3 separate regions of the Homo sapiens genome follow, and all the other regions are linked to region 1. Evidence: chromatin loops called from intact Hi-C (ENCODE). Cell type or tissue: mammary epithelial cell. All regions are shown on one strand. Links, peaks and the distances in the headings refer to the core of each region. The heading gives the core; the rest is flanking DNA.

Region 1 (10,688 bases), core at 1,869-9,868:
TTTCAAATTCCCATAAAGTTGGCCTGGTGATAACACTGAAAGAAAAAAAAAACAATCAACAGAAACAGAGTAATTCTCTATTGTTTATATAATGACATAAATCTTAAATAGCTAAACTTTGAAGGAAGACATCCATGGAGTACTAAAGAATACACTCTTAGTATGATTTCAGTTTTAGTACATGCCATGGCTAACTTTTTGTGTCAAAATGACTTGGGCCAAGAGGTGCCCAGATTAAACATCTGCAGGTGTGTCTATGAGGATATTTTCAGATGAGATCAGCTTCTGAATCAGTGGACCCAGTAAAATAAGATTGCTTTCTTCAATGCAAGTGGGCTTCATCCAATCCACTGGGGATCTGGACAGAGCAAAAGGCAGAGGAAGGAGGAAGACACTTTTTTTGTTGTTGTTGTTTGTTTCTTTTCTGCCTTACTGCTTGAGCTAGAACATCTCATCTCACCTTCTTCTGCCCACAGACTGGGATTCAGACCATGAGCTCCTGCCTTTGGACTTCAGTTGAATTACACCACCAGCTTTCCTAGGTTTCTGGCTTGCAGATGGCAGATCATGGAACTGCTCTGCCTCCATCATCATGGGAACCAATTCTTTGTAATAATCTCTCTCAATCTCAATCTCTCTCTCTCTCTCTCTCTCTCTCTCTCTCTCTCTCTGTCTCTCCCCTCCCCTCATTGGTTCTGTTTCTCTGAAGAACTCTGATTAATATAGCACACTTATTAAAAATGTTTTCTAAATGCTATTTTATAGCAAACCTATCACCTTCCTGAGGATTGTAGCCTATGTGAGACTTTTTCACTATATTCCCATATCTGCAATGCCTGGTATCTTACCCTATAAAAAATTGAAAAGGAGCACACTTTTTTCCCTATAACCACAAATATGTACCAGTAAACCTACTATGAAATTGCTTTCATATTTTGAGCGATGATTTTTTTTCCTTCTTACAATTTCTCTACGAATATTGTCAGAGAAAATGCATTAGCACCACAAAAAGTAGAAATAGTAACCATTTTCTGCTGTATGCAGCAAATGAGTGCGACGCAGAATACTGGGAGTGAAATAAGTGATAGAAAAGTGAAGAGTGGTTAAGAAAAGCAGATTCTCATTTGCCAAGGTTAGAATCTCTGCAGCAAGGATAACCCTTATAGAAGAGATTTTTGAACTTTTCTGTTTCAGTATTTTTTTTAAAAAGTCATTACATTTTTTCTTGCTCATTTTTTATGATAAAGATTTTTTTAGCCTTCTCATGGCATGTCTCACATTTGCTCTTTTTTGTTACAATTTTTTTCCTTATAAAATGCCACGACATTCATGTGAATCCGTTGGTCAACCTAAACCCTAAGGGCTATAGTAAAAGGTCATAAATGATTCTTCCTGCCAATAAAATTTAAGTCAATTTTCTATAAATTAGGTATCCATGCTGCCTTTTCTATTCTCAGCCACATTCCTACTTTCCATGTAATTGTCCTTTTCTTCCTCTTTAACATCCTAGTTGGAAATCTTTTGGGCATTCTTTTTTTAAAATCATCACTGTGATAATATTGGTATCTTATATTAGATGAAGAGAGCAAGGGTTTGTGTCTGTCTTGCTCATAATTGTTTCTGCTATGCCCATTGCCTAGCACATGGCACATTATAGATGCTTGATATAGTTTGGATGCAAATCTCATGTTGAAGTGTAACCTTCGATGTTGGAGGTGAGCCTGGTGGGAGGTGTTTCAGTCATGGCGATGGATGTTTTATAAATGACTTGGTGCCATACCCATGGTAACGAGTGAGTTCTTGCTCTAGTAGTTCATTTGAGAGCTGGTTGTTTAAAGGAGCCTGGCACCTCCTTCTCTCTCTTGCTCCCTCTCTCACCATGTGACATGCCTGCTCCCCCTTCACCTTCTACCATGATTGTAAACTTCCTGAGGCCTCACCAGAAGCCAAGTACATGCCAGCACCATGCTTCTTGCACAACCTGCATAACTGTGAGCCAAATAAGCCTTTCTTAATTTATAAATTACCCAGCCTCCAGTATTCCCTTATCTGCAAAACAGGCTAATACAGTGCTCAATAAATATTTATGAAATAGGCTATACTGACAACCTTTAAAAACTCATTTATTCAGGCTTAATAATCATTAGGAAATATTATTTAGGGCAGCAGTATTGTTGAGACATCCCAGAATGGCCATCAATTACTGTAAGTTTCTCAATTAATTTGACAGTAAGAATTTTTTGATGAAAAGCACACAAGCAAACCATAAAAACACATTAAAAAAGAAAAAAAGAAGCTGACTGTACTGTTTTCTAACTAAACGTGGTAGTCTCTTCCCAAGTTTTTTTTTTATTTGTTTTAATGAAAAGAATGGCTGGAATACTAGTGTAACTATAAAGATGACTGATATTGAGGGTTTACATAACATTTTCACCTGTCCATTTCTGACTGACAGAAAGAAACATCAAAAAAATAATCCACGTGTAATGAAACAGAGATACGTTATTTTTCTTAAATGTTCTTATCCAAATTTCTGGTTGTTTCACTAGGGTCCTAGGGAAATCCAACAGTGCTAGTAAAATGTGGAGCTGAGGAAAAGGAGAGAAGAATATGCATTTATAGTTATGGCTGCTTTTTAAGTAAATCTTCTGGTCCCTTTTTAGAAAACATAATGAAGGGCAGAGGGCCAGGGAATGACACTATCTTCATATCCCTCATGGTGCAGGTCCAACATCACCATTTGACAAAGCATTACTTAATTTCTTTAATTCCTTTCTTTGTTTAGCACCCTGCCCTTGCCTGTTGTTTGCTATTATTCAAATACCATTATAGCTATTCATGTAAAAGCCTGTCTCCTCTACCAGAACATCAGCTCTATGAGGGCAGGGACAGTCACTTTAATTTTCTATTCAGAGTACTTAGCAAATTACAACATAAATCTCTTTTGAATAAATTCAACTGTGTAAATCACATGCAAAATAGGATTTCCATATATTGAAGTGATCTGTGAAAGTGTCAGTTGAAACACCTACAGCTCTCCTCTTCTATGGTGAGGCAAATCCGTGCTCCTCATAGAAGTAGTTGGCACACTGTGTTTTGACATGGTACCCCATGCCCACGTGAACCTCATCTAGGTTTTAAGGTTTGTGTGTCAGCAAGTGGACCCCTATCACATCCCACACACTACCTCCTGACTTTGTATCATGTCCAATGTGGTTATAGTGATCCCAGGAGCAGCCTCACCTGGCTCTCACGTCTTGCTCTCCAGGGACCTACTTAGTTTTCTACCAAGAGGCCATCTACCTAAATGCCATCTTGGAAATGTGTGTTTACAGAGTTTGGACATAAATTCCTTGGTTGTTTGATGCAGTTCCCAAAGACTCTGGGACTTTTGAGGCCATTTTTCTCACCTGGAGATGTCAACCATTCTACCCCATGAGCAAAGTTGTCTTTGCTGTTTGTCTCATGGAGTTGATACAACACAGCCCCAATCTAGAAGACAAGAAAGGCCCATAGTCCAAACCCAATTTTTACTAATTTAAGCACATTTAACCTGGAGAGAAAGCCAAGAGGCTGGATTGGTTGGGGTCATTTATTCTGCCAAGTTTGGGTGGGTTTGCACTAGCTGAGTGTTCAGTGCCAACCCTGATCAGTATGAACTGGCACAGTAAATTAAGCTACCACACCTTTAATGAACTTAATTCCCTTATTTTGACAGAGTTCCCATTTCCAGTGATTCACTTTACATTTTAGACACTTCTCCTATAGGTGTTTGCCAAAGGCCCTTACTGGCAGCCAAACACTGAATTAGTTAGAAACTAGAACGAAAAACCATCAAAATCATCATTGCATGTTCTGTAAGCCAATTTTGAGCCTTAGCTATTCAGGGTCAGAAGCACTTAGGGTAAGTTTTGAATACTTGCCCCATGTCTTTTCTATTTTTCAAGATTCCATTGCATTTTGTAAGATTCAGGATCCGGGGCTTTGGTCAGGGACTGTGAAGAGTATCAGATCTGCACAGACTCAGCACACTAGGCATTTACCAACTGCTAAATACCGTCATCAAGAGTTTGACTCTACTGAAAGAGAAGGAAACAGAGAGGAGTTATTTGGAGAAAGCAGGTTTGCCAGAATTAAAAGGAGGTACATTTATTCTCCACCGTTTGTCTATAATTACAAAATATTTTCGTTTTTGAGGATTAATGAGAGTTGAGGAAATTATCTCAGTTTCTCATTGAGTTTACACAAGAGAGATAGTAATGAGTAATATGATTTCTGTGTATCAGCAGGGTGCTAAGTGTTTTAAAAGCAAGGCCTACATTAACCCTTACAATTTAGTTAAGGTCAAACAGCTATTAAGTGTTAGAACTGAGACTGAAGTTTATATTTATCTGGTTCTAAAACCCATGTCCTTAAATGCTACTCCAGAAATCATCACACTTTTCATGGTAAGGGCCAGTTAGTAAGTCTTTTAGGATTTGTGGGCCTGGTGTTATGTGGAAAACACATAGTTCTGCAGTTACAGCACATGGCAGCAGCCATAGTTGATTTGTGAATAAATGAATGTGGTTGTTCCAATAAAACTTTATTTGCAAGAACAGGTGTTAAGCCAGAATGGTCTCATGGATCACAGTTTGCTGACCCCTGTTCCAGTCTATATTCTAAACTTGATGTTTCTCAAAATGTTTCCTTTTCTTTCAACAATTTCTGGAGTACTAGATCATAGAATATTGCATTTCATCAGATACTCTCTTTTCTGTCCTTTCATTCATTCATCAAATATTTATTGATTACTAATTTAAAATATATATAAATCAATCCCTAAAATTTTCCCTCACTCTCTCATTTTGTGTTTTTTTTCTTAATCAATTGTTTTATCCATCCTTTCTTTCTTGAGAGTAGATCAGACTTTCTGTTATCTGCCCTATGCTGCCAAAATTTCAGATTATCAAAAACCTTTTCTCCTTCTTTCTAAAAAAAAAAAACACACTTTGAGTTTAAGACATTAGGTGACCTTCTTTTGATATAAAGCAGCCAGTCACCTTCCCTTAGATTTCTTCTCAGGTTGTGTATAATCAGCAGTTTGGGAATCTGTAATGGATTTTCCAGGAGGCAACTCTGATGAAAATGTCAACTTTCTAAACAAAGACAGTTGTCAGAATGTTCTTTCAGAAACCCAGGTTATTCACTGTTTTTGTCATGTTGAGCTTTCAGCTCTTCAATAGTAAGAGGGCATTGCCACCTGGTGGAAAAAAATATTGAGGGGGTTAGATGGTCACCTGGGGAAAACATGGATAAGCACACTCGACATGAATTGGAGAATTTTATCCTGGAAACGTCATTTCAGTGTCGAATGATAGGAAAACAGACCTCTTCTATGTTCAGAACCTAAAACAATTAAATGAAAGAAAACACAGTTAACAATTGCGTTTAAATGGATACAGGTAATCTTTTTCTGGAATAAAATGACTTGAAAGGTTGTATGTTATTTCTAGTTATTAAAACTCCCCTGGAGCCATTTCTTCCTCATTTATAGAATTTTCCACTCTTTTTCTGTACTTTTCAATTACTTCCTTTACATGGTTTTGTTGTTGTTGTTCCTATTCTCAGTAATGCTCAGGTTGTCTTCGAGCTACTTTTTAAACTTTTATTCTTCATTAGTGACCTATATCCGCTGTCCCTAAGTTGTATCTGCCTACTTGCTGTCAGGCACTCTAAAATCTCTCCTTTATTTCTCATTGTCTTCCTAAATCTGCTCTCCAAAGTGTTAAATTTGATTTACTCACGTGGGTGTCTTCAATCCTTATGCTCATTGACCTCTTCATGACCTCAACGTCATCCTCAAAATTCTTCGTTGGTTTCCAACTGTGTGGTTTCCTAGTTGGATTCTTTCTGCTCTCATCTTTCCTCCTGTATTCATTGAATATGATCACTTTCTCTCTTTGCCTGGCTTTTTATCTGTGAGTCTTAAAGCTAAAAATGTTACCATCAGATTTGTCTTGTTCATAGTCTCACTTTCTGGATACATTCATTGATTCTCATGGCTTCCAATAAACATCAGATTAGACAAATACCTGCTTTCCTAGGCCTGTCCCTGGACTAACTTTTCTCCCATTCCTATTTTTTTTCAGAGGTACCCCAAATTCAACATGCCCTCACATCAGCTGAAACCCCGTCTTACCCAAACTGGGGGGAATGTATTTCTTATCATAATATTATTATTTCCCAATTCCTTCATTTAAATGAAGCCACGCTTTTCCTACTATTTTATGTTAGAAATCTTAGAGCAATTTAAAAATATCCTCTGCTTTACTGTTTTTATTTCAGTCTGGCATCATGGGTTCTCTTTGCTTTTTTTATTTTTAAATTTTGTGGTTGCATAGTAGGTATATCTATTTACGGGGTACATGAGATGTTTTGATACAGGCATAAAAAGTGAAATAAGCACATCATGGAGAATAGGGTATCCATCCTTTTAAGCATTTATCCTTTGAGTTGTAAACAATCCAGTTACACTCAAGTTTTTTTTTAACATAGAATTAAGTTATTCTTGACTATAGTCACCGTGTTGTGCTATCAAATAGTAGGTCTCTTTACTTCTTTAGGAGGTTTTATCTTGAGTGTAAACTTCATGAGTAGAAAAGCCTTCCCTCTTTTACTCACCATTGTCTCCTAGCACCCAGCACAGAGCTTGGAATATTATACATGGTTAATAAATATTCGTAGATAAATAAGTGGACACATGTCCTCTAAGCTTTCTGTTTTCTATTGCCGCTGCCAGCTTCTGTGTCCTGATTCTTTTTGCTTCATCCCAGGATACAGGAACATTCTTTATACTGTAGCCCTCTACTTTGACTATTCATCAAAATCACATAGGCAGCTCGTTAAATACTCAGTTTCCGAGGCCCCATTTCCAGATATTATGATTCAGTAGGACTGAAATCTCGATATTAAACAAGCACAATACTGAACTCATAGTCCTGGATCTTCTCATTCTCTTCTGTCTTATTTTGTTCTTATAAACTTCTATGCAAACAGTAGCATTCTATTATAGTCAGTTTACACCCACATTTTCCTCTTTGGCTTTCATTCTTATTGGTCTTCATTTCTCAAACAACCTGGATGCTTCTCAGGATCAGAATTAGACCTGTTTTCAGAGTCCCAGATTTATTTCCTAGCTCCTTAATCTCTTCAGTCATATCTATATCCTGTGGTTTCTGTGACGATCAAATGAGGTAATTCTTTAATGAAATTGACTTGTAAATGCAAACAGTCAGGATGCTTGTCAATTAGGCTGTTTTTTAGGTATTTTGTAAGTATTGTAACTACAACAATAGCTACCACGTACCTGCAAGATTATAAATTCAGTGGAATGGTTCTCTTTCATTCCAGAACTCCCTGATGTAGCGTATCCTTTATACCTTTTCTAAAACATTAATTAGTGCTTCTCGGAGCATCAAAAGGGAACCAATACCTGAGTATGGAATTTTGTTTGTTGCCTCTGAAAGAATAAATGTGCAGACAAGACTTTGGAGAAATAAAGCTGATGAAAGCTAATATAGGTTTGTTTTTTACAAAATTTCTATTCAATAGAAGAATGATTGCTGCATTGAGAAATAGAGTGTTCCTCCCTGTATGAAGTAAGCGTCTTAGAAAGGACACGGATGTTGCACACTAATTTCTTAGATTATGAAGTAGTAAATTCATGGAGATCACATGGTTTTTTCAACACTGTATTCTCTAAGTCTGGCTTATGGAAGAAGCTCGATAAACATCTGTTAGTTGAGAAATCCAGTCTTCAATTACGAAATCTTAATCATATGAAAATCTTTCGATGTCTTGCTTTTCATCCTGGTTCTCTTCCAGGGCTATCTGTTCCCTACTTTTTTCTTAATCACATAATCCTATTGCCAGGTAACAATTTACAGTTGCAAAGTGGAAAGCTAATTATAATGAGCTTAAGCTGGCCACATAGCCTTCCTTGGAGGCTTCATTTTATTCTAAACCCTCCGGTGGCTGCAGGTTGCCATGTGACTAAATTTTTACTAATGGAATGTGTTCCAAGTAACTAGAGCTGTGGTCAGCACAAATTGGTGTTCAAATATTGATTGAATGAATACAGAAACAAGTAGAATGGAAAAAAAGTGAAGTGTGTAACTTCTGCCTCTCGAGGCTGTCTTGTTGAGACTTTGATCCAGCTTTGAACATGCAGATGATCACAGGGCAGAGATTTGCAAACTTTTTCTGTAAAAGGTCAAATAGTGAATATTTTAGAGACCATAAGGTCACTGAGGTACTCAACTCTGCTGTTGTAGCATCAAAGGAGTCACAGACAATACAAGAACAACTAGGTGAGGCAGTGTTCCAATAAAACTTTATAAACAAAAACAGCAGGCTGAATTTGAGCTTTGGTTGCAGTTTGCCGACACCTGCTCAAGGGGATAGTGGGTGAATAAAAGACAGAAAAAAGTGGAGCGCGGGACAAACCTCATACAGCCAAGCCATCACATCAACCTGAACTGCTCAACTCAGAGAAGTGATACGGAGGAGAAATAAATATCTCTCTTTTTTTATTTTTTGAGATAGAGTCTAGCTCTGTCGCCCAGGCTGGAGTGCAGTGGCACAATCTCGGCTCACTGCAACCTCTGCCTCCCAGGTTCATTTGATTCTCCTGCCTCAGCCTCCTGAGTAGCTGGGATTACAGGCACGTGCCACCATGCCTGGCTAATTTTTGTATTTTTAGTAGAGATGGGATTTCACCATATTGGTCAGGCTGCTCTCGAACTCCTGACCTCGTGATCTGCCCGCCTTGGCCTCCCAAAGTGCTGGGATTACAAGCGTGAGCCACTGCACCCGGCCAATATCTCTCTTCTTTAAGTCACTGTATATTGATTTTTTTTTGTTATAGCAAAGCTAATTAACCAATGCATACAGGATACATTAAAATGAAGGGCTAGCTAAATTCATTGTTTATTATGTTTCATAATTATTATTCTTCTTCTTATTATTTTAAGCCCATAATACTCCTGGGATAAATTGCCTATGATTAAACATTGGAAGTAGCCATTGCAAGGGTAGGGACACTCAAACCCTATATTGTAGTATTTGATTAACTTGCTTACTTTAGTTATTATCACATTCCAATGAATGGGACATTTTAATTCTATTTTGGCAGATGAGGCAACAAAGGATGAGATACTTTCAATATCTCATCTAAGATCATAGAACCAGAATGTCTGGAGACTAGGATGTCAACTCAATCCCATCTGATTCTAAAGCCTTTGCTTAACATGGGTAGCTTTGCTACTATTTTGTTTGGATACATGCATTTATTAATATTTTCAGGCCTACTGCAGACTTGAAGGGAAATCTAAGTACCAGGTGTTCTTTATGTTCACCAAATACAAAGTATCTGTAATAATATATAAGCAACCCTTTATCTGGTGTTCATGTCATTTGTACCAGCCTGCTAAAGTGTTCACAAAAAGAGATGAGAAATTGTGAGTGATTTCTCTGTTCCTGCACTGTCCAGAATGATGGCCCTTGGCTGTATGTGGCTATTCAAATTAATCGAAATTATTTTTAAAAACTCAGTTTTGCTCCAAAATTTCAGCTCCTCAGTTTCACTAACCACATTTAATGTGCTCACTAGCCATCTGTGATGAGTGGACGCCACTTTGCACAATGCAGATTATAGGATGTTGCCTCATTAAAGAACATTCCACTGGACAGCACGGCTTTCTCCTCTGTCACTAGATTTGACTCTTTTGGTTTCTATGTAAATTCAGGATCTCAGTACTTGACCTTCGGGGCACCCGGATGGCTATTCCATTCGCAGCATCCAGAGGAAGGTGCCCCTGCCTCCAGCTGCCTTGATTTAGTTCCCCCATGGCCCCTTCCGTTTTTTCTTTTTTTGCTTCTCATCCTCATGGCCCTGCCACTTATGTGCTAGAGTTGTCATTCCTTCAGCACTAATTACTTCCCAGCAGGATGGAGACAGGGTCATCAGTGGTGTAAAAGCAGAAAGAATGAGAAGGAAAAAGAGTCAAGACAATGTGTGGAATCTGCCCTCAGAGTGTGGAATCTGCAAACCAACTGAATGTTCACACTGTCCATATGAACAATCACCTTAAGTTATTATGCTCAGAGAATGTTTGTATCTCTTTACTATCCCTGCTAGGATCCAGAAGGAAGGGAAGATGTGAAAAACATCCAGCTACCTCAATCTTTAATATTATATGCTTGTGTATATGGTTGTCTTTGTGTGTGTGTGTTTGTGTGTGTGTGCATGCACACGTGTGTTTTCCTGCCCTATAGGGAATGGGAAAGCCCAGATTAACAGCAAATACTCATCAGCTAGACCTGGTCACCCACCTAGTGCTTAATTAGTTACGGTTTAGAAAACAAAAAGTGTGGCTTTATGCAATGTTTTTGTTAAGGTTGAGCTCACTTTTATTATGGAAACACAACCTCCAGAGTTTATGAAAGTGAAGCTTATGAAAAAAACCAATACTTGTTTGAACAGGCTGAGCAACTATGATACCCCTGGTAGCATCCATAATTGTGATCCGAACTTGATTCTGTGTTCTTGGCTGCTAACAGTGTGAAGAATCCTAAAGGCAATTCTAAATGCTTGGCTCACGTATAGGATGCTGGGCTGCTCCTCCCAGTGATATTTCATTAATGAG
Region 2 (10,688 bases), core at 804-8,803, 120 kb before region 1:
AAAATGAGGAAATGAATCCAGGGTTGTCAGGTCTGAGGTGTGGTTTGACTCCTGTTCTGCCAGTCTCTGATACTTTGGGGGGATTTCTGAAGAGCCAGAGATGATGATGGTGTAGTGAGGATCTGAAGAGATAGATGATTAATTGATAGATAGATAGATAGATAGATAGATAGATAGATAGATACATACATACATACATACATACATACATGAACAGATAGACAAACAGACCGACAATAGGTAGACCAAAAGATAGAGATAAGTAGATAGAAAGACATAGACTTAGATATATTTATAGAATATCTGCAGTGTCCATTTTATTTTCCTATTGTAGCTCCAGCTAATGCATGAAACTAGCACTTGACAGGTAGAAAAATGAGATAAAACTATCTTAGCACACCAGAAAAGAAAGTTGCTGCTACATTTTGCAATCAGGTGACCGCCAAAATATCTCAAAGACTGAGAACCCAGAGAAGAGTGTGATGTTTTCATTCTTATGGCACCTTACATTAAGTTCTTAGTCGGATATGCTTTAAACTAAAACAGGAGTAATGTTAGTGGTTATCTATATTCACTGTGCACTGAAAACTGTTAAACAAACTGGGTGAGATTTCTTGGCTTGAGGTTGGTGTCATTTCTCCAAGTCCAAGCTTTATTTCCAGAGGCTCGTGGTTTTGAATCCCGGTCTAGAGTTGGCATTCCAATTTACCCTCGGCCTGCCACAGCTAGATTGAATTTGCTGTTTCTGGACTCAAGTGCTGAACAAGATCCTGGTGCCTCAGGTAGGGGATGTTTGACAAGAGAGGAAGAAAACTCTGTCTGCAGTCGGCTTTGCTCAGAGAGTGGAATCACCCGTTAATATGTGGTGGAACTACAGTGCAGGCATTGAACTCCTGTATGTGACATATTAATGCACGAGTGTTTAATTTCTTCTATGGAAAAGTAAAGTATATTTCCTTCCATAAGTTTGTCCAAATAGAGCAGATATAAAGTACTAATGGTAAGGTCATAGAATTAGCCCTCCTACATTTCTGGCACCTTGGCAATTTACATTGCTCATGGTTTCCAGTAGATTCCTGAAAACACCCTCTTAGTCAATTTTACATAAATGATGACAGAATAATCATAAATGTAAATTAGGAACAGCATCACAGTCCTTCAAAGGGTAAACATTTAAAAGGTAACTAGTATATAACAGATATTTTAAAAACAATCTGCTCTCAGTGGATTATAAAATAAACCGTGGGGGAAATACTATAGTGAGTGCAGACTGACATATCTCTTCCCCAAATCATTTGCAAAATTAGGTTTGAAATCTTCTGCTTCCTCCTTTGTTTGCTGTCTGCCAAACAATGCCTTCATCCCTATTTTGCCCAGTCTAACTCAATGAAACTCTACAAGATTTTCTTGAACCTCTCTCCATGCCCAAACATTCTTAATATGGGTAGTTGCTACAAATCTCCCCACTAGTGTTCAGTGTTTTTAATTTGATTTTATCCAAGATAAGATTCAACTATGCCTCTCCCCATCCTCTCTGCCCACCCTGGTGAACTTTGCATAAAAACTTTCATGTATTTTGTAGTGTGAATATGAGATATGGGAGCAGGTTTTTGATGGTGTGGAGTAGAGGAGAAGGGTCAGAATGGAAGGAGGGAGTTGAGGGTGGGGAACAAAGAAGCACACAGTGCCATTTTGCTTATGGCCAGTCATTTTGGGGCTCCATTTGGGAATAAAAAAGACTGAAGTTTTTTTCCTCCTGATTGACAGGGACTACTTATTACTTACATCCCTAGGTAATCCTAAACATTACTGCTTTAAAAGACAGATAATCATCTCTCCTTTAGTTAATCCAGTTTGTACATTTTCATTGGCTGTAGCTGAAATAGAAAAATACTACGTAGGAAGACTATTCATTTGTTCAATATTCTAAATTTTTAATTTTGCCAGAACTGACTAGGAAGGATTAGATAGGAGCCATTTAATTAGGCAGAGTTACACTAGTTTCTGTTTAATATAAAACATAAAGCAATCTTTATTTTATCTTTAGAAGAATTTGATCACTGATTGATAAGGAAGAGAGAAAATCAAGCATTTGGGGAACAAAACGTTTCATAGTCAATACAAATAAATACATTATAATTAGTTTCTCCTTCAGTTTTTAGGGAGTACTAGGGATGTGCAAGGGATGCTCACACTCATGTAATGTGAATACAATGGTGGAACATTTTTCTTATAATTTATTATTAAATTCACCCGTACTATAGTTGGCCTCACTCTACAGAAATGGTAGTCATATGCATTATAGAAGAGCCAAAGGCAGATAAAATGATTATCTAACCCAAGTTTCATTACCCAGTGGTTCCCATTACTCTCCATTTCTTTCTCTATACTCTCTATCTCAGAAATTTTCCCATTCCAGAGTTTTAAACTCTTATTTCTGCATGGAAGACTCTTGGATAAAGCTTATTTCCAACTTCTCTTGAACTTCAGACCTACATTTACAACGACACTCTAGACATTTCAATAAAAATGTCCTTTTTTTTCAGCTCATGCGAACCACAAGTCAGCATTTTTTTATCTATTATCTAATTGGTGGATTAGACCCAGTTATCAGTACATGTATTTCCTCGGTAAAAAATATCTTAAAATTACAGCATTATGTTATCATTTGAATAGAATTGGTAATTCATTGTAGAGTTTTGATACCAGCATTCTGTCAAAATGGACTCATTTATAGGTTTTATTTCAATTCCCACACTTATTCAGGTGACAAATTTTGTTATCTCTTCCAAAAGAAGCAATTTACTTGATTTTTTTCTTCATTATAGCATCAAAACTTCTTATCTAAAATAGCTTCCAATGCGAACTGCTTTTGTTTCTGTTCTTCGGGACATTCAGTTAGCATTTTGTTAGGCACAATTTTTATGATGTCATTTCAACTTAAAAAATATAACTTAGAATTGTATTATCTTAAAATGTGATCTTATTTCTCCCCTTTGATGTTAGGAGCTTTTATGAATTTCGATCAAGCTAAAGACATCGTGTAGCTCAAATGCGTCCTTTCATCTTGAAACCACTATTTCACTGAAATCAGTTGCTGATTTAGTGTTAATTGAACAAAATGAGGGTTTATATATTCTTGTTGATATGCTTGTTAGCATAATTAGTTGACATTTAAGAAAAAATAGAGTGCTGAGAAAGAGTTATCTTGAACAATTTGACTAAGAACAAGGTGAAGATTCCACAGTCTAATAAAATACGGTGTAAAAAAAAAAGCCATGCTTAGCTATTGCCGCATGAAATTTCTCTTTCGTCTTCAAGTGACTGTTAGACAACATGAGATAAACTGAAATTACTTTTGAACATTTTACCCAGGATTTTTCCAGGACATTCATTGCCTGAGGTAGTATAGATCTCATTCTGCTTTAGCAGAAATATCTGTGAGATGCTCACAAATTACCCTTCACTTCGGTTTTCCATTCACCTCTGTCTTCTGTTCACCTCTGTACCATTTAACTCTGTGCCATTTAATTCTGTTTCCTGAAGAAATCAGCTCACTCAGATAGATACTGTCCCATCAAGAGCACTGAAAAGAATCTAAGGGGAAAAATAGGAAAGAAATCAATTTCTGAAGTTCCTGTTAACCCTACTGTTTTGAACATTGGTTCTCAAGTTTGCCTAGGATGCAAAGATTCATATGTTAATATGCGTTTTAAAATTATTCATTGAAGTACTGAAAACAAATATTATCATAATGGAAATTTTAATAAAAGTGGAAAAATTGAATATATCTCAGAAGGCACAGTTAAATACTGCAAGATTTTCTCCAGAAAGATGCAGCTGTACAGTGCTGTGAATCATAGCTGTGTGAGGCTTATCTGCAGAAAAGCAGAGCCAATGGTTTTGGTTATTTTAATACACATGTTATCCCCACCTACAAGACTTGTTTAAGACTCATAATTCCCACCTTGCCCTACAATTATGTTGTGCAGACTGTTCTAAAACAGGAGTCACTGCCATTAAAATGTGCACTATGCTTTGGTTCTGCTGAAAATACTAAATGCTTGTGGGCAATCTTAGTGACCACATGCTGAGGCTAGTTACAGAAATTCTCATTCTAGGTGACTGTGCTGGCAAATGTACTCTCATGAAACACAAGCACAATTTGGAGTTCCATGTGTTATCCAAGCAAGGACATCCCATAGGCTCCTCAATGACTAACTTAACAGTGTGAGATGCCATCTGCTGGAAATTGATAATATGGACTATGATATTCTGCAATAATACTTAGGCTTTGTCTATCAGCCAGACTGAACATTGATGATCTTTGTTTTTATCTTCTCCTTCCCCTACTTTAGAAGAATGATGTATACATAGGGTTATTGAACTACTTAGGGAAGCTCCTGTATTTCTTTCTTCTAAACAGTCTTCAACTCTAAGATATCAATTTAATGTAATGTTAGTTTTTAGGTTGGGAGAGGCTGATGGAAGGAAGAGTAAATATAAGCCATACCCAGTCTATACTCAATGATAAGATACATCTTAATTTCAGAAATGTTAAAATAGGAAAATTTTTACCTTAGCATTTCAGAAAATTAGATATTATAATAGTAACGTTCAACTTACATTAATCATGAGCACAATTGACACATTCAGCATTATATCATGTAACGTACATCAAATGTAAACACGCTGAATGTTTGCAATTTGGTCAATTAAATAGGGATAATATGTGATGGTGTTTGAGAATGTCTTGCTTATACAGCGCTTACCACTATGATGTAGATATTTGGAGAATTTACAAGTGATCAGACATTATAGTCAACATAGGTCTTGAAATGAGTTAGCCATTCCAAGAACATTCTGTAGCATTGGAATATAGACTGCCAAATTCCACATGTGCTTGACACATAGTAGGTGGTTAATAAATACTGACTGACACATGGGCTCAAAATTAGTTCTGAGCTGATGGGTCTATTGAGCTTATGGGTTGTTGTTGACCCTTTTGGAGTCTGATATGTGTAATGTTTTAGTTCATTTCTTTATTTGAACAAATACTTCGATGCCTTGGAATCTGTTTTGGAATGATGGTGTACCTCATTTTGCTTTTTTGATCATTAAAATTATCAGAAATGTCTTTATTTCTTAAAATGTACCAAATTAAAGGTAACGTACACATGTAGGTTATCTTATTGATCAAAGTACACAGATGGCACAACATCCAATTGATGATTAGACAAGTTCTCATGATTTACCTGAAAACTATAGAGTTAATGTCATTTAGCTCGTGTAAAATAATTCTATTCAAATGATAACATAACTTAATGCTGTAATTTTAAGATATTTTTCACCCAGGAAATACATGTACTGATAACTGGGTCTCATCAACATATTATAATTGGCTCTGTTTTGAGTCTATTTTTAAAAATTTCTATTGACTCTATTTGCAGGCAAATTTGTGAACCAATGCTCAAAACTGTAAGTCTAAAAAGAACTTCAGAAATGGATTTTTTTTCTATTTTTCACCTTAAGGAATGCTTTTCAGTGTTCTTGTTGGGCCAGTCTTTATCTCAGTGGGCTCATTTCTCAGGAAAACAGAAAGAAATGGTACAGAAGTGAACAGAAAACAGAGATGAATGAAAAATAGAGGTGAATGGTAAACAGCTGGGAAGGACAGTTCATGAGCATGTCACAGATATTTTTTGCTGAAACAGAATGAAATCTATGTTAGCTTGGGCTACTGAATCTCTTAGAAAAAGATGAGCAAGGCCGGGCGCGGTGGCTCACACCTATAATCCTATAATCCTATAATCCTAGCACTTTGGGAGGCCAAGGCCAGCGGATCACCTGAGGTCAGGAGTTTGAGACCAGCCTGACCAACATGGAGCAACCCCATCTACTAAAAATACAAAATTAGCCAGGTGTGGTGGCGCATGCCTGTGATCCCAGCCACTTGGGAAGTGAGGCAAGAGAATTTCTTGAATCCAGGAGGTGGAGGTCGCAGTGAACTGAGATCATGCTGTTGTACCCCAGCCTGGGCAACAAGAGCAAAAAAACTCCATCTAAACAAAAAAAAGAAAAGGAAAAGAAAAAGATGAGCAAAATGGTCAAAAGTAATTGCAGTTTATCTCTTCTGTATTATAAAACCTCCAAGTCCCCCAAAAGCTGCTTGATTCTAGGTATAAATCACTATATTAAATTGTAGAAATGTGTGTGTGTGTGAGTATACACATACTCGTCTTTCTCTATTGCTATATGTTTGTGTGCTATATGTAATTATATATTATGTTTACATTTATATTTATTCATTTTATACATTTTAAATTTTTTTTAAATTTTTGTGGGTACGCATTTATTCATTTTTAATATGAGTCACTTGGCCTACTTTTCAAGTTATACTTGATTTTAGCCTCCTGTATATCACAATAATACATTTAGCACTTTTTTCCTTTCTTTTTTTTGAGACAGAGTCTCATTCTGTTGCCCAGGCTGGAGTGCAATGGCATGATCTTGGCTCACTGCCACCTCCACCTCCCAGATTCAAGCAATTCTCCTGCCTCAGCCTCTCGAGTAGCTGGGATAACAGATGTCCACCACCAAGCCTGGCTAATTTTTGTATTTTTAGTAGAGATGGGGTTTCACCATATTGGCCAGACTGGTCTTGAACCCCTGACCGCAGATGATCCACCTACCTTGGTCTCCCAAAGTCCTGGGGTTGCATGCATGAGCCACCACGCCTTGCCCAGCACTTTTTTCAAGACTATTTTTAGAGCAGTTTTAGATTCACCTCAAAAGAAAGAGGAAAGTACAGAGATCTCCCATATGCTCCCTGCCCACTAATGTCAACATCCTGCACCAGTATTGTACATTTGTAGAATACTTGAAAGTTTAATATTAACTGTAGTAAATAGTTACAATTTATTTCTTATTCTTTATCCTTTTCTTCAAACTGGTAGAAGTGTTAGCTGCTTAAAGTAAATCAGTCTGAGGCAAAGAGGTTTTTAATAGAAGGCACAGAAGAGGAAGCAAAAAATGTTTTCACTATTCCTTCTAGTTGCTAGATAACTCAACATCAAACCTTATTCCATTTTTCAGAAACTGATTCCATCATCTAAATGGCTAGGTGAAGGCATGCCTATATTCATTGAGGAAGCCATACTTACATGTAGTTAAACGATTCTTTTGCCATTGTGATATAAAATAGCACTTAATATTCCTTTATAACATTCCCTTATTGCTGTTGGAGTTTGATAAATGGTAACACTTAAAAATTTGTCTTTCTTGTTTTTCTGTTCTAGCAACCTTAACCGTCTTGGGTCTCAAAGCTAATTCCTCTAGGATGTTTTTCTTCACCTTTATGATAGCTATAAGAGGATGCCAGATTTTTATGTTCGTTAGCCTCCCTGGGTTGTTTCTGCTCCTCAGAAAGGCCTTGATTTGCTACCTTTACCATGTGTGGATGTCCATAGAGAAAAATCATGTGTCTTTATTACATCCCACTGGAAGCTTCTTGAGATTCTGTCTCTTACTCTTCACCCAGAGACAGTCTGTACTGCACGAGCTCACAGGTCTCTTTATTAAGACAACATAAGAGGTGGCACTGACAGTTTTTCTCTTCCCCGTGAGTATGGCCGAAATCAAGACTAGAGACTGACAGCTCTTCTCACTGCTTGTGGTTCAACTTGAAACCACAAGGTTCAGAGGCACATGGTTTCCATTCAGTGTCTTTCTCCAGCTAACGCGAACCATTTGTTCAAGCAACTTTGGTGTCTGTTTGAGAACAAGAGATCTGCCTCGATACTCCCCAGACAGTCAAATAAATTCTCTTGGCTTCAAGACAAATTCAGAAAATTCCGCCCAACAATGACATGTGGTTCAGTTTTTCCGTTTATTTTTGCAACATATGAAGGAACGACCAATAGCGTCCTTGAAAAATCTGAAAATGCCAATCACAAAAGTGGCAAATTAGAGAACCGTTTATTATGGCAAGTTACTATATTACATTTAGAGAAAATGGGAATAAAATAATATGTCAAACAGGAAATAGAATTAGAGGCCTTCCAGAAGCAGAATACCTGTGACTGATATTTTTTCCCCTACTTTTAATTCTCCCATTTAGTTGCATTGAGGGTAAATGCGATTCATCGATTTTGAGGGGCAAGGGGAAATCTGAGAAAAGAGTATGTTATTATCTATTCATTTCCAAGATGTGTCTCATTAATCTTTTTACTGTCATGCTGCTGTTTGAAACAATCTATTTGCTTAATTCAAGCCTTTGTTCTGATAGGCCCAAAGCCCATGGCCATTACATTTTTTGCTTGAAACTATTGGGAATGGGAGAAAAGGTGATTGCGTTATAGTTGTAGTAAGACGTAAACATTTATTCCAAGGTATTTTACATTCTTTTTCCCTATTGTAGATTTAAAAGATGACATTTATAATTAGTTTTTTTGTTATTGATGTTGTTTTTAAGTATCATTTTAATCTTTTGACACTAAAAATAGCATGGGAAAATACCTAGGAATCAATAATGATAGCCAAATGTTCACATCCAAATGTGGGAATTTGGAATCGTTATTCAAAGATAAACACTTGCTCCACTAAAATATCAACCCAACAATCTAGATTTTAATCCCAACCACCACTCAATATAGCTGTAGTATGCTATGCTTTCACATTTAGTGTTTAATTCAACTCAGCAAGTATCTAATAGGCTCTTGCGGGAGACACAAAGGAAGTTGCTGTCTTAGTCCATTTTGTGCTGCTATAACAGAATACCACAGACTGGGTAATTTATAAAGACTAGAAATGAATTTGGCTCACGATTGTTTTCCTACAGGCTGGGAAAACCAAGAGCATGGTGCCAGCATATGGCCAAGGTCATCCCATGGCAAAGGGCAGAAAGTGAAAGCCAGCATGAGACAGAGGGAGCGAGCAGGAGAGAGAGAAAAGAAGGAATGGCGGGGACAAACTTTTTCTTTTATTAGGAGCTCCCTCCCGCAATAACTAACCTACTTCTGAAATGATGGCATTAATCCACTCATGACAGCAGAGCTCTCGTGGCCTAATCATTTCTTAAAGGATCCGCCTCCTAATACTGTTACATTGGCAATTAAATTTTAACATGATTTTTGGAGGGGACATTCAAACCATAGAAATGTCTTACTCTCTAAAGCCAGCAAATAGCATAAGTATGTAAACAGTGATCTATGTTGGAAACATTCTAAGTGTTTCCATTACAAATGTAATGGAAAACATGAAACACTTTGTCTTCACGGAAGAGGGGACATTTGAACTGAGACTTGGATGTAAAAGTTCTGGTGAGATAGTTACGGCAGAGTTGTTTTTTTTTTTTTTTTTAAGAATTTATAAAAATGAAGGATGTGTGACTTTCCTAAGACCACATAGGTCATTTGAAGACCTGGGCCAAGGTTAATGATAATTAGTGCTATCTCTGTCTTTACTTTCCCCACAATACTGATACAGTGTCAACAAATGCTGCATCATACTCATACTCCAGAAGCTAGACAGGCATTTGATTTAGAAGGTTAAGGCACAGGAGAAATCAATTTAAATTTGGATCAATGTTAACATTAGAGATGTTAAAGGGCAATTACGTCTTTATGGTTATGATTCAGTAAATATTCAACTGAAAATGCTTTTCTTTCTTTTCCTTTCTTTTTTATTGTGGTAAGAACACTCAACATGAGACCTACAGTCTTTACAGATTTTTAAATCTACAATACAGTATTGTTATCTATAAGCACAATGTTGTACAGCAGATCTTTTTTAAAAAAACAATTGACAGGCCTGGCATGGTGGCTCACGCCTATAATCCCAACATTTTGGGAGGCCAAGGCAGGTGGATCACCTGAGGTCAGGAGTTCAGGACCAGCCTGGCCAACATGGTGAAACCCCATCTCTACTAAAAATACAAAAACTAGCTGGGCATGGAAGCAGGCGCCTGTAATCCCAGCTACTTGTGAGGCTGAGGCGGGAGAGTCCCTTGAACCTGGGAGGCAGATGTTGCAGTGAGCCCAGATTGTGCCATTGCACTACAGCCTGGGCGACAAGAGCAAAACTCCATTTCAAAATTATTTAATTAATTAATTAAATAAAAATAAATTTTAAAAAATTGAAAAATTCGCATGATGTTTTTAATTATGAGTACATTGTGGAATGGCTCAGTTGGGCTAATTAACATGCATTACCTCACATTCTGACCATTTTTTATGGTGAGAACACCTAAAATCTGCTCTTAGCAATTTTCAAAATACATTGCATTGTTATTAACTATAGTCACCATGTTGTACAATAGACCTGTTAACATTATTCCTCCTATCTAACTGAAATGCATTTTTTGATACAGCAGATCATTAGAATGTATTCATCTTGCATGACTGACACTATATATCCCTTGATTAACGTTTCTCCATTTCCCTCTGCCCCCAATCTCTGGCAACCACAACTGTCTTCTTTGTTTCTATGAATTTGACTATTTTTGATACCTCATGTAAGTGGAATCCTGCAGTATTAGTCTTTGCATGACTTGCTTGTTTGACTTAGCATAATGCCCCCAAGCTTCATATTGTTGCCTGTATTAGTCTATTCTCACGCTGCTAATAAAGACGTACTCAAGACTGGGTAATTTATAAAGGAAAGAGGTTTAATTGACTCACAGTTTAGCT
Region 3 (10,688 bases), core at 1,728-9,727, 91 kb before region 1:
TAGATCATTTGCATTTAAAGTAATTATTAATATGTTAGAGCTTCATTCTGTCATTTAATGTTTTTTTATCTATTTGGTCTCTCTGTTTTTTGTTTTGTAGTTTTCTTATTTCTGGCCTCTTGTGGTTTTCTTGAATATTTTTAAAAATTCATTTTTCATTCATTTGTAGGGGGTTTGAGTACATTTCTTTGTGGAAACTCTTTAGAGATTCCTCTAGATATTGAATTATATGTATGTAACTTATCACAGTTTACTGGTTGTGATTTTACCAGTTCAAGTGAGGAGTAGAAATCCTATCTCCCTTTAAATTGTTTTATCCTGTTCTGCTTATAATCATCCTAAATATTTCCTCTCTATATATTTAGAACTACATGAGACAACGTTATAAATTTTACTTCAACAGTCAGATAATTTATATATCATAAAAAGAAAAGGAAAGTGTATAATATTTACCCATTTTTTAATTATGTTGTTTCTTTTTTACTCATGTCCTAAGATTCTTACTTGTATTTTGTTGTTGTTGTTTTGCTTAATGAACTCTCTTGACCCATTATTTTAGAGCAGGTCTGCTGGTGACAAGTTCTCTTCATCTTTTTTCATCTGAGAATGTGTAGATTTCCCCTTCATTCCCAGAGGATGTTTTTTTCTGGGCATAAGACTCTGGGTTAATAGCTCTTTACTTTACTTGAAAAATGGTGTGCTACTTGCTTCTGGCCTCCATGGTTTCTGATGAGAAATCCACTGTCCTTTCACATGTTTTCTTCTATGGGTAAGATATAATTTCTCTCTTATTGCTCTTGTGATTTTTTTTCTGCACCTTTGGTTTTCAGAAGTTTAATTATATCTGTCCTGGATCTTGTTTTTTGATCCACTTTGAAAATCTCCTTCTTATAATTGATATATTTAAACCATTGACATTGAAAGTGATTGCTAATATAGTTGGATTGACAGCTACCATATTTGTTACTGTTTTCTAATTGTCGCCCTTCTTCTTTGTTCCCATTTATGTCTTTTACTCTTTTTCTGCATTTCGTGGTTTGAACTTAACATTTTAATATGACTCCATTTTCACTCTTTCCTTAGCATGTCAGTTATTCTTTTTTTTTTTCTTTTTACCTTTGTTTAGTGGGTGCCCTAAAGTTTGCAATATACATTTACAACTACTGCTTCATGTATAGTGTGAATATCTTATAATAACAAAAAATTGTAATTACTCCCTCTTGTCCCTTGTATAACTGATGTCATTCATATAAATACATATATGTTTATGAATAGATAAATAGATCTATACATATATGCATAGATACATAAGCATCTGTAATTGAATATATTATTGCTATTATTATTTTGAACAAAATATTTGTTAGATCAGTTAAGAATAAGAAAAAACAATTTTATTTGCTTATTTTTTCTTTGGTGTTCTTTTCTTTGTATAGATCTGTTTCTATCCTACATAATCTTCTTTCTCTAAATAACTTATTGTAAAATTTCTTGCAAAGCAGGTCTACTGGCAACAAATTCTCTCAATTTTGTTCATCTCAGAAAGCCTTTCTATCTCCTTCACTTAAAAAAAAATTCTATAGAGTACCTAATTCTAAGTTGGTAGCTTCTTTCTCTCAACACTTTATCTAACTCCACTCTCTCCTTACTTGTATGATTAGTGAGGAAAGGCTGGATGTAATTCCTATCTTGTCCCTCTCTCATTGGGAGGGACAGGAGTGCCTTGCTATTTCTTCATTCATGACCTCCACTGATACCACAGGGTAGAGGATGGACCAATTTTTGCCAGGTAATGATGAAAATCTTGAGTCTTTATTAGGCCTTCTTTTGACCTCCTCAGTGGGGAGTGGGAGGAGCACCTTTCATTACTATTCTTTCAGAGTAAAAGTCCAGGCTCTCCATGTGTTCTCCCCTGACACCAAGGGGAAGGCAAGACTTATGACTGCCTGATGGAGATGAAACTCTTGGTCTCCTACTCAACCTTCTTTGACATCACCCCAGAAAAAGATCTGGGCTCCGTGATTACATCCAGGTTGAAGTTTAGGCTTCCCACCTGTCTTTGCTTGTGAGACGAGGGGCAGAGGCATATTATTTTCTGTGAGTTTTTACTGGAGTATAATATCTATTGTCTAAAAGTGTGTTTGTTTTGTTTTTGTTTTTGTTTGTTGTTGTTTGTTTTTTTGTTTTCTGGGTAGGTTGCCCCTTTCCTGGACTTTTGGCTAGAGAGAGTGGGCTTTTATTTTGGCCCCTTTTGCCTGTATTCATTGGCATTTCTGGATTGCTAGCTTCTTCAGCCCCAAGTCTGGGACATATGAGACACAAAGAAAAGTGAGGGAACTCACTTCTTTCTGGTTTCTTGGGTCCTAAGTTTCATAGCCAGTCTGCCTTTTTCTCTCTACCTTTCAGAGTCTTCTCATGCTTGCATTATACATAATGTGCAGGATTTTTCATTGAGCTTAGAAGGAAAAGGAAAAAGTACATTCACTCCATCTCAGAAGTGGAAATCTCTTTTATTCCTTTGGATCCAGAGATACATGAACAAAAAATATTGAATTGTGTTATTATATAGATATTGTTAAATTCAAGACTAGAAAAATATCTTCTGGCCTCACATCTTCAAATTTTACTTCCTCAAATTCTCAAATCCTGACACTTATCCCAAATTTATGTACCACAGATACAAATATCTGATAGACATATTTACCTGGATGACCCATCACCACCTGAAAGGCATCACAGTTAACTAGGATAAACATCTAAAACTGAGCTCAGTATTTCCTTTCTATCTTCAGATCACAGTGATTTATTTTCTTGATATTTCATTTTCTGTTCTTAGTGCTACTCTTCTACCACACACTCAGCCTCAAAAGTCAGATCAAATCTCAGTGATATCCCCCTTGAATTTCTCCGTACACTTATGCATGGCTTTATATTTATAGTGCCACCACATTAGTTAAGATTCTTTGTCATCTAAATATTTATGTCACTCTCAGGTACCTGTTCTGATTCACTTTACAACATATTAGTCTTCATAAGTCAAATAATCAGCCAGTGGCCTTCTTATCTCCAAATGTTTAATTGTTTTGATCTTTTGAGGATCATTAAAAAACTCTTCTGCAAAGAGAAGAGTTTCTCTGATCCTTGTAGCTATAGGAGAGCACCACTGCCAACCATAATTCTGAAAGACACAGTCCCAAATGCCATAATTCCAAATGTTGCAATTCCAAAAGATTAAAATCTCTAACATCTAAATTCCCTAATATCTAAAATCTCAAGAATCAGAATCTCAAATTGTTAAAATCTCAAATATCAAAATCCTGAAAGTCAAATTATAAGAAAGGGTTTCCTTGAGGTTGTAACTGTGTGTAGGATACTGGCTTCATATTGGTGGCATCATAGTAGGCAGAACTGTTGCTTTCTTATTGCATTTGGTGGAAAATTCAGATGAGTAAATTGCATTTGGTGGAAAATTCAGATGAGTAAATTGGCCACAATGGCAATGACAAAAATATCAGCTTAAAAATGTGTCACTTGTCTACACTGACATCCCTTTCAGTTGATAAAAATTCAGGAGCTTTTATTGAATTAAAGCCACATTTGCCTGAAGAAGTCAGCAAAGTCACTGACTGGTTAGAAAATAATTATGTCCACAGTAGGATAAAAAGGTTTTAACACAATTTTTGCTGTTTGATTACTTGTACTGTTTCTGCCGAATTTGGGGTCTCTATATAAGTACATGGGAAATGGATTCCTGTATACCCCAAACTACATAGAACCATGACGCAGAAGACAGGAAAATTTAATAGGGAATGCTCATGTTGGTATATATTGAATCGTAGAAGAATTTCATAAAGAATAGCGTCATGTAGAAAATGAATGTGAATATATTCTCCCAGGAAAGCCATGCCCTCAAAGATAAAAAGCAGCTATTCATTGCAATGCAAGACTTATTAATCATAGTTAATGATTATCAAGGCTGGCCAGCCCTTAGGGACTACCTTCATGAAATTGTTCCTAATCTATCCCTGTGATATGCATTTACATATGTCAGATTTTATTTTTAGCCAGTTTTAGGGTTTTTTGTTTTGTTTTTTTTCCTGTTATCCCCGCTATTTTAAGTTGTTAGCATTATTTTGTATAACTTTTATGCTATGTATTTCATCTTCACACCATTTCCAATACTGGTATATATTTTGTAAAGACTCTTGAGAGTTCTAAATCATTTATTCTGTTTTTGGCAAATTTGACTCCATAAAAGTACAGTATGAGAACACTGACTTTGTGTATAAGCATTGTGCACGTATGTAAAAACATTGCCACATGCTAGATAAATGAAGAGATGTCCTTTTTGTACATCTGCGTTTGTGAAAAACAAAATTTCTTGAGATCTTGGCTCTTTGGGCAACTGCATATGCAATGATGACCTATCTTTTTTTTCAATTGATCTTGTCAAGAGACTTAGGATGTCTATCATGGTATCTCAGATGATCACAATTATAAAGCTGGGGGAACATAATTAACAACCATAATGATAGGTGTTTATACATTTTGCTCTGAGTTAATAAATAAGACAAAAGAAAATAATTTGCAAAGTTTTTCTTTCTTCGTTTACTGTCATTTCTGTCTCTTTAGTCTCTTTAAAGTGATAATACTCAACCCAAAAGATTTACAAATATATTAAACTACATGACAGGATATTTATCAAATGAATAAAATGCCCTCCCATTCCCCAAATGCCCATCAATGATAGACCTTATCCCAAATGAATAAAGAAAATGTGGCACATATATACCATGGAATACTATGCAGCCATTAAAAAGGATGAGTTCATGTCCTTTGCAGGAACATGGATGAAGCTGGAAACCATCATTCTCAGCAAACTAACACAGGAACAGAAAACCAAACACTGCATGTTCTCACTGATAAGTGGGAGTTGAACAATGAGAACACATGGACACAGGGAGGGGAACATCACACACTGGGGCTTGTTGTGCGGTGAGGGTGTAGACGAGGGATAGCATTAGGAGAAATACGTAATGTAGATGACGGGTTGATGGGTGCAGCAAACCACCATGGCACGTGTATACCTATGTAACAAACCTACACATTCTGCATATGTATCCCAGAACTTAAAGTATAAATTTAAAAAAATTGCCTAATAGAAATGAGGAAGGCAAAATCTAAAAATATCTCTTCTTTCGTCAGTGAAAAGGGCAAGTATATTTCTGTCCCTCTAAGGTATGAATGGAGCATGAAGTCTGAGATGATGTAATCAGTGACAAAGAACATCATCATCCAACTCACTGGGTTCCAAGTTGTCTCTAGGCAACCACAATATAGCCACATTAATATATCAATCAAAATATGTAATTTTAGAAGAGCACATAACCTTTAAAGAGAGTAGCAGACAAGGTTTTTGCTCAACAGTGACTCATCTTAGTAGATGACTTCTTTTTTGGATTCAACCAAGGAACTCTGAGTAAGTTTGCTTTGCCACGTCCCAAAGAAACCAGGGGTAATTCTCATTCAGCCTTTGCTGTGAACAGACACTATCGGGTCACCTAAGAAATAGCAATTTGTGGGTTCCTGCTTTATGCAATGATGATCTTGGCTTGCGCAACCCAAATAGAATGTGCCCCAACTCATGAAGTCAAGGCAATGTGGTAAACAGAACCTGTGCCAGCAGGACATCATTTCAACACCCCCTGGCATATAAAGCATGTTTGGGCAGGGGCATACACATCATAAACTCTATTTTGGTATGGACAACCTGGGAACTCAGTGATGACTATGTCATAGAACCATTAGCTTCATAGAGACAGCCTCTGATGTTACTTTAAGTTAGCCACTTATTAAACTCCTGAAAAGTCTCTGGAACAAATTATATTAAGACATGAGCAATGTTTAAAATCATCTAGAAACAAAGTAGATGTAAAGTGTTAGATGAAGGGGCTTAAATAAAGCATTTGTATGATATTGTCATTGTGGCGATGATGGTTGGCTTCTAATACAAGGTCTCCTCCGCAGTCCTGTCCACTTCCATAAAATCTACCTAAAAATATCCAGAATTGCCTTTCAGGTGTCGATAAACTCTTGCAATATTTGGTACTCTGCTACTGGATATTGCTTTGTAACAATTAGAATTATTTGACCTTATGGTTTTCCCTTAAGGCCCAGATGAAGTATCTTGAAGGTTTAAGAGAAAATGTGAGTTTCTTTCCTCAAGCACGTCCACAGGATATATTTCTATTGAGCGCACTCCAGTGTGGCTTCTAACAATATGGCTAAATGGCCATAACCTGAAATGCAACACATATATATGTGTGTATATATATCTATATATATATATATATATAGATATATATCCCTAACACTTTAATAAACGAGTATTTGACCTATCACATTATAAACTTGTTTGCCATAGTAATAATTTAATGCCTACATTTTGTAGAAAACTTTTCAATTAATATTGAGTGCTCAAGGGCAGGGCCAATGAATGACCTTTAAATCTGTTGTACTTAATACCATGCCAGACACATAAAAATGCTCAATAAATGCTTGTTTAAATTGGTTTGACACTGTGCTAGGCCCTTAGGAAAACCAGGTGGTTGCAAATTGCTGACTACCTTAGTTCACAAAATGTAGTTGTGCTTGGGGTTTTCTAATACTTGTATAGATTGGATTTAATTACTAGCTACCTTCAGCTCTTTCAGACTCTGTTTTGCATGATTTCTTGATTTCTTCAGAAAGTTCACAACCTCAGATAATTTGGCTAAATGGTAGTATATTTAGGGGACATTAACATGTTAAAAATCAACCAAATGACATGGTCTTTCAAACATCATTGTTGTTTTGAAAAATATTGAGAAATGTGAAGTCAAGAGCAAGTAAAGAGAGAACAGTAGTTTCGCAGAACCATTCATCATTTTTTACCCCACCTTTGGCCCAAAGTCATTGGACAGACATCTCTATCCAGTCATTCCTATGCATTGCACATTCTCCTTGCAGTCTAAGAGCTGTTTTTTGACCAAAAAAAAAGTGATTGTGGATCTAATCTGTTCACGTAGTTACATGCAAGAAATATGAACTTAGACACTCAGACTTTGTACCTTAGTTCTTTTTATGCTTTGATTCTCAGCTTTCTGTCTTCAGAGCAGCTTTTTAAAGATGATATTACATCTCTAGGGCCTAATTCATCCTAACATTAACTTGTGATGGCTAAAACAAATGTGAGATCTTATAATAAATAAATAGCGCCATTTCATATGAACCAGAACACTAAGAGACCTAAATACAAAATACAATATGCTCAGAAACATGGGGCCATAACTGCAGACTTAAAAGATGTGCCACAATGAGTTCAGGAATATGATTTAGCAAATGATCCAGACTCAAAGGCATTTAAAATAGAGAACATTTTTGCTAAAGCAATTTCTTTTTTTTTCTATTTTATTATTATTATAGTTTCAGTTTTAGGGTACATGTGCACAATGTGCAGGTTAGTTACATATGTATACATGTGCCATGCTGGTGTGCTGCACCCATTAACTCGTCATTTAGCATTAGGTATATCTCCCAGTGCTATCCCTCCCCCTTCCCTCCACCCCACAACAGTCCCCAGAGTGTGATGTTCCCCTTCCTGTGTCCATGTGTTCTCATTGTTCAATTCCCACGTATGAGTGAGAACATGCGGTGTTTGGTTTTTTGTCCTTGCAATAGTTTACTGAGAATGATGATTTCCAATTTCATCCATGTCCCTAAAAAGGACATGAACTCATCATTTTTTATGGCTGCGTAGTATTCCATGGTGTATATGTGCCACATTTTCTTAATCCAGTCTATCATTGTTGGACATTTGGGTTGGTTCCAAGTCTTTGCTATTGTGAATAATGCCGCAATAAACATACGTGTGCATGTGTCTTTATAGCAGCATGATTTATAGTTCTTTGGGTATATACCCAGTAATGGGATGGCTGGGTCAAATGGTATTTCTAGTTCTAGATCCCTGAGGAATCGCCACACTGACTTCCACAATGGTTGAACTAGTTTACAGTCCCACCAACAGTGTAAAAGTGTTCCTATTTCTCCACATCCTCTCCAGCACCTGTTGTTTCCTGACTTTTTAATGATTGCCATTCTAATTGGTGATTTAGATTTGTAAAGAATGCATATGAATTTGTGGGGTCCCACACTGGATCCCACAAAGTAAGTCTGCTAATGAGGTGAAAATATTTTTACCATACTTGACAAACATATGTATTCATATGTTTATATACAGTAGTAATAGGTGGTACCCATGTAGTATTATAGTCTTTAATGGCATTCTATTTCAGAACAAGTAAAAATGTTGAGATTATGAGGAACTTAAATTTTTAACCAGTATCATTCACATTTATAAAATGATATTAAAACCTCATTCATCCACAGGATCACAAGGGAATGAAAGGAAAATAATAAGCTTTCTAAATAGCTGAAGGTTATCTCTTTTGGTGAATTTTATTTAGATTTCAGGATACTTTCAATTGAAACCCTAAAATGTATAAAATCCTTTTCTGTTCTTCTTAAGATGTGTTCTGGACCACATATATATGCCTTCATCTTCGGGTTAAGTATCTTTGTAATATTTAGGCCAGTGAGGAAAGAAAGAAAATTCAGTTACCTTGTGTTACAACACAGCATGCTGGTTACATATGGGTTTATTATTACTTTATTCATTTAAAGTGTGCTATCTTGTATACAACTGATTTTAATAGAAATAGTGCCTACCTTACTGGTTGATGTGAGAGTAAAATAAAAATATCAACATGCAGTGAACCTAGTATATGCTCAATAAATATTAGCTAATTTAACTGCATATTTGTCACAGGCAGGGTTCCCTGGGAAGTGTCGTAAAGGTGGGGTTTAGTGTGCAGCATATATAGTCTAAAAATATATATATACACACATATATATCCTTTAAATATTCATACATTTTTATATATTCATATATATTCATATTTATATATATTCATATATTTATATATATTAATATATTTATATATTCATATTTTTATATATTCATATATATATATATATATATATATTTTTTTTTTTTTTTAAGACAGAGTCTTGCTCTGTCACCCAGGCTGGAGTGCAGTGGTGCATGATCTCGGCTCACTGCAACCTCTGCCTCCTGGGCGCAAGCGATTCTCCCGCCTCAGCCTCCCAAGCAGCTGGATTACAGGCGTGTGCCATACCCAGCTAATTTTTGTATTTTTAGTAGAGATGGGGTTTCGCCTTGTTGGTTGATCTGGTCTTGAACTCCTGACCTCAAGTGATCCTGAAGTGGCCTCCCAAAGTGCTGGGATTACAGGCATGGGCCACCACACCTGGCCTAATAACATTTTTAAAAATCAAAATTAATGCAAACAATTCCAAGATGAAAAAATATCCAAATTTTAAATAAAGACAGACATTTGTTTGTGTGATGGATCTGTAATGGCAATAGTCATTTCCAAACCACTGGGTATTGAGTCCCCACTGGGAAGGTTTATGAGAGTTGACAGTGGTGTTCAAATAAATTGAGCAATGCAGGACTCTATTTACAGTCTTAAGATTTGGGTTCATTTTGTCTATCTTTTTCACTTAGTTTAAAATATGAGAGGCTATTTTGGTAAGTGTATATGGGGGCAGACATTTTTCCTTTTGCTTTAGGCTCCAATGTGGCTACACAGGGTGTTGCTGAGAGTCTGACCCTATGCCAGCAGCATTCCAGCTTCTGAGTCAACCAGTTCATCACTGAAACAAGATCTGGGAAGCCCATTAGCATGTCCTCTACAACTTCCTATAATCTGAAAGATTGACAATATCTTTCAACGGTGAAGTTTTGATTTATAGTAAATAATAAATATAATTGGTTCTAGATTTCAAAATTTATCCCATTTAAAACAGTGACCAAACTTGTTTATCATTTAGCAGTGTCATTTTTTAATATATTCGATATGGCTTGATGTTAGCTTTAGGTGATAAATTAGTTTCCCTTTAAAAAAATTGATTGAATGTACGTTATTCACTTAGTGGTCTCTCAGAATTTCAGTTTTCTGCTTTGTAAAATGAAGAAACTATACTAGGTAATTTTTAAAGTCTTACTCTACAACTTTCAGTTTTAACTACTTTATTACTTACTTTTTTTTTTTTTTTTTTTTTTTGGACAAGTCTCGCTCTGTTGCCCAGTTTAGAGTGCAATGGTGTGAACACGGGTCATTGCAGTTTCAACTCCAGGGCTCAAGCAATCTTTTCATCTCAGCCTGCAGAGTACCTGGGACCACAGGCACATACCATCATGCCTGGTTAATATTTTGTTTTATTTTTTTGTAGAGATAGGGTCTTGCCATCTTTCTCAGGATGGTCTTTAACTTCAGGGCTCAAGTGATCCTCCCAACTCAGCCTTGCTGCTTACATTTTTGGAGGTATGCAAAGGTCACCCTTCATGAACAGAAATTCTTTTCTGTCATCGTGAACCCAGCGAAGAATTCATAACTGAACTTCATAGAATTGTTTACTACCCCAAATGTCCCCAAACCATCACACATTATGAACTACTGCTGTTTATTTTAGTTCTCTTATGATAGGGTCATCAGGATATCAGCTGTTATTAACTGGTGGAATAATTACTCCTAACTCTAATGATCTTCCCCACTGATCTACCT

What was found. Hi-C counts contacts between places; a loop is a spot of excess contacts. Peaks named below come from ENCODE experiments on the same cell type or tissue, not always from the same donor. Only the 100,000 strongest peaks of a DNase experiment are listed, where the experiment ranks them.
Region 2: it touches region 1 in a loop (5-fold over the local background); 2 of 110 quality-filtered maps call a loop at or near these places.
Region 3: it touches region 1 in a loop (4-fold over the local background); 2 of 110 quality-filtered maps call a loop at or near these places.

The regions. Positions count from the first base shown.
Region 1 is chr17:71,112,812-71,123,499 of GRCh38, reverse strand. All of the region lies in intron 3 of CASC17 (cancer susceptibility 17), which reads left to right. Among named protein-coding and RNA genes, the nearest start is that of CASC17, 84 kb to the left of the region's middle. In mammary epithelial cell, for the core only: a CTCF peak has its summit at 5,246 (motif pointing left); a DNase peak (open chromatin) is centred at 5,229; H3K27ac peaks cover 236 bases.
Region 2 is chr17:71,231,542-71,242,229 of GRCh38, reverse strand. No RefSeq gene overlaps it. Among named protein-coding and RNA genes, the nearest start is that of CASC17, 35 kb to the right of the region's middle. In mammary epithelial cell, for the core only: a CTCF peak has its summit at 4,234 (motif pointing left); a DNase peak (open chromatin) is centred at 4,139.
Region 3 is chr17:71,203,223-71,213,910 of GRCh38, reverse strand. No RefSeq gene overlaps it. Among named protein-coding and RNA genes, the nearest start is that of CASC17, 6.4 kb to the right of the region's middle. In mammary epithelial cell, for the core only: no CTCF peak of the experiment used is centred there; a DNase peak (open chromatin) is centred at 5,520; H3K27ac peaks cover 2,612 bases.